Linked DNA regions of Mus musculus: region 2 is linked to region 1. Evidence: chromatin loops called from intact Hi-C (ENCODE). Cell type or tissue: left cerebral cortex. All regions are shown on one strand.

Evidence for each region. Peaks named below come from ENCODE experiments on the same cell type or tissue, not always from the same donor. Only the 100,000 strongest peaks of a DNase experiment are listed, where the experiment ranks them.
Region 2: it touches region 1 in a loop (2.2-fold over the local background); 1 of 42 quality-filtered maps calls a loop at or near these places.

What each region holds. Positions count from the first base shown.
Region 1 is chr9:20,518,730-20,522,729 of GRCm38, forward strand. It overlaps Zfp266 (zinc finger protein 266), which reads right to left and starts at 2,690. Exons shown (of 9, transcript NM_001082485.1): 1 at 2,615-2,690; 2 at 2,291-2,390. In left cerebral cortex, no CTCF peak of the experiment used is centred here; DNase peaks (open chromatin) are centred at 2,009 and 2,683; H3K4me3 peaks cover 2,675 bases; H3K27ac peaks cover 1,600 bases.
Region 2 is chr9:20,382,898-20,386,897 of GRCm38, forward strand. Zfp560 (zinc finger protein 560) reads right to left here and starts at 2,261. Exons shown (of 7, transcript NM_001004190.3): 1 at 2,120-2,261. In left cerebral cortex, CTCF peaks have their summits at 2,338 and 2,543; a DNase peak (open chromatin) is centred at 2,261; H3K4me3 peaks cover 1,690 bases; H3K27ac peaks cover 1,051 bases.

The DNA.
Region 1 (4,000 bases):
ACCACTGACCCCCTTGTTTATTTAGATTGTGCCTTACTATATAGCCCTGAGTTACCTCAAACTTGCAATGATACTCCTGCCAGTCTCCACTACCCATCTGCTAGAATAAGAGCTTGTGTACCACCAAGAAAATAAGTGAAATTCCTGTCAACCCTGGATTAACTCTTGAAGCTCTCGTCTTGCACTGTACAAATATAATTAGTCACTGCTTACCACGCTCCCCTTACCTCCTACGCCCTTCTCCTTCTCCGTGGTTAGTCCTAAACCCTGTCATTTGGTCTCAACTTAGATAGAACTCACTTCTCTTGGGAGTGAATATGATCAAAATACATTATATGAGTTATAGTCATACATATACTTTTTGTGTTTTGTACAATCAACATTGTCAAATAAAAAGGTGTATGGAACATCTGTGCTGGGGAGGAGGAGGAGGAGGAAGAAGAAGAGGAGGAAGAGGAAGAAGAGAAAGAAGAAAAAGAAAAGGAGGAAGAGGAGGAGGAGGAGGAAGCAGTAGCCACCCCAGCCCCAGCTCCTCAGAAATGGCTGAGTGTGTAATGGCATTTGCCACCAAGCCTAAAAACCTAAGGTTCCCCGAGTTCAATTTCTGGGACCCACACGATGAAAGGAAAGATGGACACCTGACACTTACCCCAGGATATACATGCACTCATGTGGACAAAATCAAATGGAGTTTAACCCGTTAAAAGGCTGTGGATATAGCTCAGTGACAGAGCACTTATTTACCATGTCCAAGGCCCCAGGTTCGCCACCTAGACTCTGTCTCAGTCTCTGTCTCTGTCTCTGTCTCTGTCTCTCTCTCTCTCTCTCTCTCTCTCTCTCTCTCTCACACACACACACACACACCTTACCTTTGTGTACTCTCATATAACAAAGGTGTATTAACTCAAAAACTCAGTAGACTGTATGAACTTCCAAAGCTCTCATCAATTGGTAATACAGTTATTCAGGACTGTAAGAACAGGCTTAAGCTAGATTTTTGTCACTACCTCCCTTCACTGGTGTGCTGAAGCTGAAACCCAGGGCCTCACACATTCTAGGCAAGAGCTATATACCACTTCACTCAGAAATCCAAGCATCAGTTAGTCTACAGTGAAAAAAAATCAAAAATGGAGAAAAAAATTTAAATGGAGAAAAATGCCAACAGAAACAAACCATCGAAATGCGAAAATGCATACCTCCTTAAAAAGTTACTATAACAAACAACATGACCTACCCTAGGTTCAAAGATCCTAAAAAGGTATCTGAAAATTTCAATATAAGAACCTTAAAATGGGGGTTGAAGACTTAGTTAAAAGTACATACGGCTCTTCCAGAACCAGAGATCTGGTTCCCAGCACCACACCGGCACCGCACCAGGTGGCTCACAACCTCCTGTAACGCAGCTGTAGGGAGCCAAGGCCCTTTGTGACATCCAGGGGCACTGCACTCAAGGCAGAAACCCACACCCCACACATAAACAGATAACAACTTAAAATAGATTAAATAACAGCAAAAATGCCTTAAAGAGGTCTTGGTTTATAGCTCAGTAAGAGAGCTTACTAAACATGCACAAAGCCCTAGATTCAATTCCCACTATTAGAAAAACAAAGAAACTTTGAAAAGATCTTAGATGCAAAAACACCCAAAAACTTATAACAATGAAGAATTCTGATTTCACACAAAGAAGATATTAGATAATATTAATTTTTTATTATCTTGGCTGAAAGATCAGTATTTACGGTCTTACTGGGTCAGTATCTTCTTTTTTTTTTTTTTTAGAAAATGTATTACCCCGTTATGTAAAAAAATCATGCCTGAAATTCCCAACCTATTCTCAAATAGTTCAACATAAACTGTATTTTAATTTTCCTTGAAAAACCAACCAGTTTAATCAGTACTAACCTAACAAAGCCTCCATTTTTTAAAGTCTGCAAGGAGGCACAGGCCTACAACATTCAGACAATAGCTAACTATTTGGGCTAGGGTGTAGCTCAGCAGGAGAGTGCTTAGCATCATGAGGCTCTGAGTTGCGGCCCCAGCATCAAATCAAGAGTAACTTGTTATCCTTACTTTTCTTCAACACAAAGACCCGGGTCTTTGTACGTTTATATTTATATACAGATAAATGCACTCTGCGAAAGTCTACAACGAAGTTGCCTTTTTAAAAAAATCAGAATGCAATGTGTCTCAGGTAAACATAGGTCCCACGAAAGCGAAATAATCGGATAAAGCATTCCTTTCCATACACACACAAAAAGAAAAACAAGAGGAAAAGGCTGCCCTCACCCACCTTTCAGCCAAAGCTCGGCTCCCCCAAACAGAATCGCCCGGTCCAAGAATGGAAAATGCAGCGTCTCAATGTGATACCAATGGCGAAAAGTCTATTCTTTCTGGGGAGGAAAATAATTCCACGAAGGTTACTTTACACCGGCTTTAGAAGAAAGGTGGGTGCAAACAGCTCAGGGCTGAGTCGGGATGCGCACTCGGGCCGCGGCACCCGGGAAGGCTGCAGAGCCCGGGAAGCCGCGGGACCCCGCGAGCAGAGCTCGGCCCGCCTCCCCGCACAGGCCTACCGAGTCCTCGCCCTCCCCGCGCCGCCCCCGCAGCTCCTCACCGAATCCTCACCGAGCGCTGCGTGGAGAGCCCTCGGACAAACGCCGAGAAGGACTCAGAGCTCGGAGAAAAGGGGGGGCTGGCCGTGACGTCACTTCCATTTCCGGCTCGGAGTTCTCAGCCACGTTGGAGCTCTCCAAGCTGGAGAGAAAAACTTGTTTGTTCCAGCGTCCCGACAGTTGCACCCTTTTTCGGGTGGGTTCATAAGGGGCGTTGAGACAGGAAAAGAGCCGAGAGGTCGAGATCAGAAGCGAGACCTTGAAGGGGGAGCAGTGCGGGGGCGGGGCGAGAGGCGGGACCAGGCCGGGGTGCGCCTCGGTTGATGGCGGACCGGTGGGGCGAGGATGGGTGTGGGGACGCCCCGGTGGAGATGCTGCTGACAAAAGCTTTTCTCTCCCGCCTCTCCCTCACGCTCGCGATGCCCTTAGCCATGTTGCACAATCTGCCAACCCAGGAAAAATGATCCGTTTGGTCCATTCAGTTAGTGCTGTCTCCAGACACCTTTATGTCGACCTGTCTTTGTGTGTCTCTGGACTCTGCTAACACCTCAGTCCTTGATTCCATCACGTTTTCACCACCCAGGGCTGTTAGTAGAGCCCGGACTAGCATCACGAAGCCCTGGGATCCATCGCCAGTACCGTAGATGGTACTAGTGGTGCTTGGGAGAAGAAGACAAAGTTCAAGGCCATCCTTGGCTACATAGTAAATTCAAGGCCAGTCTGTCTGGGATACATGAAACCCTGTATCCAAAATGCTTAGTTCCTAACATCTTTTCCTGATTTTTCGTGATAATGGGGTGTGTGTATGTGTGTGCATGGTTTAACAGAGTAAGCAGGCATGTACATGGCAATGTATGGAGGTCAGGGGACAACTTTCAGGCGTCCGTTATCACCATGGGTTTCAGCAATGGAAGTCAGCTTCTCTTTCACCCACTGAGCCAGCTTTTTGGCCCAAACGACTTAATTTTTAGAGACAGTTTAACAGCTTGGGTGTTTTCTATTTTTGGAATAATTCAGAGTAAAACTAGGTCAGGCATAGTGATATGCACCTTTAACAGCCCTCAGGAGGCAAACACAAGTGGATCTCTGTGAGTTCAAGGCCAGAAAGAGTTATAAACTACTTCATAGTTTCACATGGATCCTATATGGATACTAGCTTTGTGTGTGTGTGTGTGTGTGTGTGTGTGTGTGTGTGTGTGTGTGTCTCATATGGCTGTGACTGTGAATATAAGACATGAACCTAGAAAGGGGACCATGAATGGGAGATCAAAAGATGTTTTAAAGAAATGGAGAAGTTGGTCTGGAGAGATTGCTCAGTGGTTAAGAACCTTTGTTGCTCTTCCAAAGGACCCTGGTTCAGTTCCCAGTACGCATATGGCAGCCTACAA
Region 2 (4,000 bases), 140 kb before region 1:
ACCTAAAGGGAGTTGAAATATACACAAACTGAGAGCAACAGTGTTCTCAATTTCAAGTTCTTCATTTAAATCCTCAAATGGTACTTTTATATGCCAGGTCATATACATCGCCACTTGATTCAGATTAAGGGGACAGGGATGTATCTTTATGATTTAGCTCTTGCTAAAACATATCAGTTAAAAATGCATGAGTTCAGTCAATCTTGCTTTTAGATTAAAGCTATGCCTGGGGAATCCCACTAAATTGAAACATCTCAAGCTAATGAATAAATACAGAAGAAAACAATACACAGGCTTTACTTGAACTTTATCCTTGCTTAGATTTCTCACAGTCATAGTGTTTACTGTAGAAAAGCATTCCATTTTGGCCTTAAACCTTCTAATATAGGAGACAGTAAAATAAAATCAAAGATATTCCTACTTGTTGGCTTGATAAAATGGTCGCATAGATCCCTAGTTAAAACAACTAAGAGAGACAATACACAAAAATAGGGAGCTTAGGGTTAAATTTTATATTAAAAACAATTCTAGGAGGGTGATTATCTATCTCTATTGTTTCTCCATCTGTGGCCAACTTTGCTTGCTGAAATCCAAATATTAAAGGGCATCTATTAACATCTTACTATAACCTTGATTTGCTGGTACCACCACCTAGCCCCCTAGAAGCAATACTCGTGAAATTACTGATTCCATACATTCGACATCTGGTAATTACTGAACTCCAATAAATTCTGTAGTGTCTACTTCAATAGCTTCTCAGCAGAGTTTGCTTCCACCTCCAAAGTGAAATAGTACTCATTTTCCAGGTGACCTAACAGAACTGTCATCAAGCACTATCATTGCAAGCAAGAGCGCTGCGGCGAGACCCAACTTCTTCAGGAACACGAGTGTAACATTACACTGGCGAGTTAATAATCTAAAGTAAAGGGCATCAGAGGGGCTGAGAAACTCCTGACTCAGCATACTGACTAGAAAGCCAACACTGAAGAGAACATGATCTGCAGTCAGGAGCCAGGGAAAACCTTACAAAAACACTCAACATATGATAAAGCAACTACTGGCATGTCTCCGTCCTAAGACTACAAAGAACAAACATACAGATGAAATTTCCAGTCTCTTTTCTGCCCTCTCAAACCCCAAGCCCCTCGACACACACTCTCCACCTTCCCAGGAAAGGACAACCTCCTTCTGCTGAGGTCTCCTCTCTCTTTCATTATCATACTGCCTCTGTCAATCCTAACAAACAAGAACAATGATCTCCAAAGAGACTCAGGTGACACACTGAAAAAGGCAGTCCCAACACTCGCTAATACTTTAGGAAGAGGGAGAGATGACTATTTCCCACTCCCTTCAGCATCACTAACTCCAACATCTAGTATTTTTGGATTAAATCGCCATTTTTTTCTTTATTTTACCTATTACCATACAAAGACAGGAAAAATATAGCCCTCAACTTTGAGTCTTCATCAATTTGCAGTCTCATATTTATTTCCTTTATTAAATATTAAGCTTCTCCAATTGCTACAAGCTGCCCAAGAATATAGGCTGAATTTTGTCGCTTTGCCATAACCAACTATCCACATATACAAGAAATGACCAAATAAAACACCCATAAATAAATAAATAAAAACACTAATAAGTCATGTAACCACTTCCACAATGGAACATGTTATTTTGGGGAAACACATATTTTTCTGGTCATTGTCATTATTTGGTTCAGGATCAACTTTTATTTCCTTTAAGGCCAGAGCTATTTTTTTTTTCCATCAACACAACTCACCCAAACATTTTTTGCAGAAATAAATCAACCCGAATACTTCAATAGTCTCCACCCATTCCTCCTACAGGTCCTTGTTTTGAATCCTGTAGGTAGGGCCTAAGAAATTCCGCTACAATGAGTGAATACTGGTTTAAGGTTTTGTTTGTTGTTTTTTGTTTTTCCAGTACACACGCGTTTACAAGCACACCGACAACTAAAGAGATGGCTTTCTACCCAAATGTAACTAAGTGTTGGAAACAAATAAGGGACGTGCGAAGAGGATGCCGTATTTCTGACGACACACGCGTTTGTAAATACAAGGTGGCAAAGCCCTCTCAACAGCTTTCACCTCGCACTCACCTGAACTCGCCAATTCCTGAAAATAAAGACAGAGAACCAAGCGCGCAGCGGAGGTTCCGGCCGCGCTGGCCCGCACAGCCCGAGGAAGTGCAGCCGCCGAGGGGCGGACCCCGCCTCTGAGGAACAAAGGAGCTTCACACCCTAGAGCTCGCGCCGGAAGAGTCGGAAGGTAACACCGCCAACGGCACTTCCGCTCCCGGCCTGGGGCTGCAGGACCAGTTCCGACCACTGCGCGGGCTGTTTGGAAGACGTTCAGAGCAAGAATTTATTTAGTGTCGCCAGCGTCTCATACAAGTTGACGACCACAGAGATGGAAAAAGAACTCTGCAACCAAGGGCTGGAGCGTAAGAGACTGCGGAGGGCGGCTGATGTCACTGCTGTTTTCTTCGACTTAAGTGTCCTCCGGCTTCGGGCGCTTCAGTTTACCCTGAGTTTACGCCCCTTCAGGCAGGGCAGTTACCGATTCCTGCCCCAAGAGTGGCTTTACCCCAACTCGATTTAGAGACTGCTGGCCTGACAACCAGACCAACGACTGGAGTTGTGCCCGTGTGGACACAGGACAGACCTGTCAAAGCGCACACGTCACCCAGTGTTGCTCCTGTTAGGTTTGTGAGCCTTAATGCACCCACTTAAGTATCCAGGTACTTGTGTCTCTAGTCACAGAATTAGACGAGAAACACGCCTTTCGAAGTAAAGACAGTTTATTACGAAAAGGAAAGTAGGGTGGATGAGATGGCTCACAGAGTAAAGAAGCTTGCCTCCAAGCCTGATGATAACCTCAGTTCAAGACCCGATGAGCGAGCCGAACTTCCACAAGTTGTCCTCAGGCCGGCACACGTGCACCTGCACTCTTAACCACATTATACAAAATAATAACTAAAAGAAAATTGGGACCAGGCATAGTGACCCACACTTTTTTTATTAGATATTTACTTTATTTACATTTCAAATGTCCCCTTTCTTGCTTTCCCCTCCGAAAACCCCCTATCCTTTCTCCCCTCCCCCTGCTCACCAACCCACCCACACCTGCTTCCTGGCCCTGGCATTCCCTAAACTGGGGCATAGAACCTTCACAGGACAAAGGGCCTCTCCTCCTATTGCTGACCAACTAGGCCATCCTCTGCTACATATGCAGCTGGAGCCATGAGTTCCACCATGGGTACTCTTTGGTTGGTGGTTTAGTCCCTGGGAGCTCTGGGGGTACTGGTTAGTTCATATTGTTATTCCTCCTATAGGGCTGGAAACCCCTTCATCTCCTTGGGTCCTTTCTCTAGCTCCTTCATTGGGGACCGGACTCTTTTGAGACCCACACTTTTTTAAATTCAGAGTTTGCAAGAGTCGGAAACAGTGTGAGTTGAGTCCAGTCAAGTCTACATAAATAGTTTCAAACTAGTCAGGAATATAGGGTCACACACAAGAGAAAGAAAGGAAGGAAAGGGCTTAAAGGGGGTGAGGAGCACTCTTGAGAATGGGAGTGGTCTAGAGAGCAAAGAGCCTAGAAAATGAAATCTGTTCCTTATGACCCTTATCATGACATTTATATAGTACCTGCCACTCCTAAGTATGTGAGGGCTTCTTTTGAGCATGCTTCATATATGTTGTACATGTTATATAAAAAGACTTCCATGAGGAAGTCTTTTTCTGCCAACTGGCTTTTATATGTTTAATATTACTGTAACTCTTACAGTCTCTCCTGTCACTACATTCTTCTAGTGACTGTATGTTCCTAGATCTTTACTAAAGCAGAATAGAAAGATGAAAATTTGGGGGGACATGAGTAGGAAAAGCCTGAAAAAGTAGGTTTATCTTCTTGTTCCTGCTAATAGACTCAGAATAAACTGTAGACTCTGGGGAAGGGGAGTGTCTTACTACTTTGGCTTT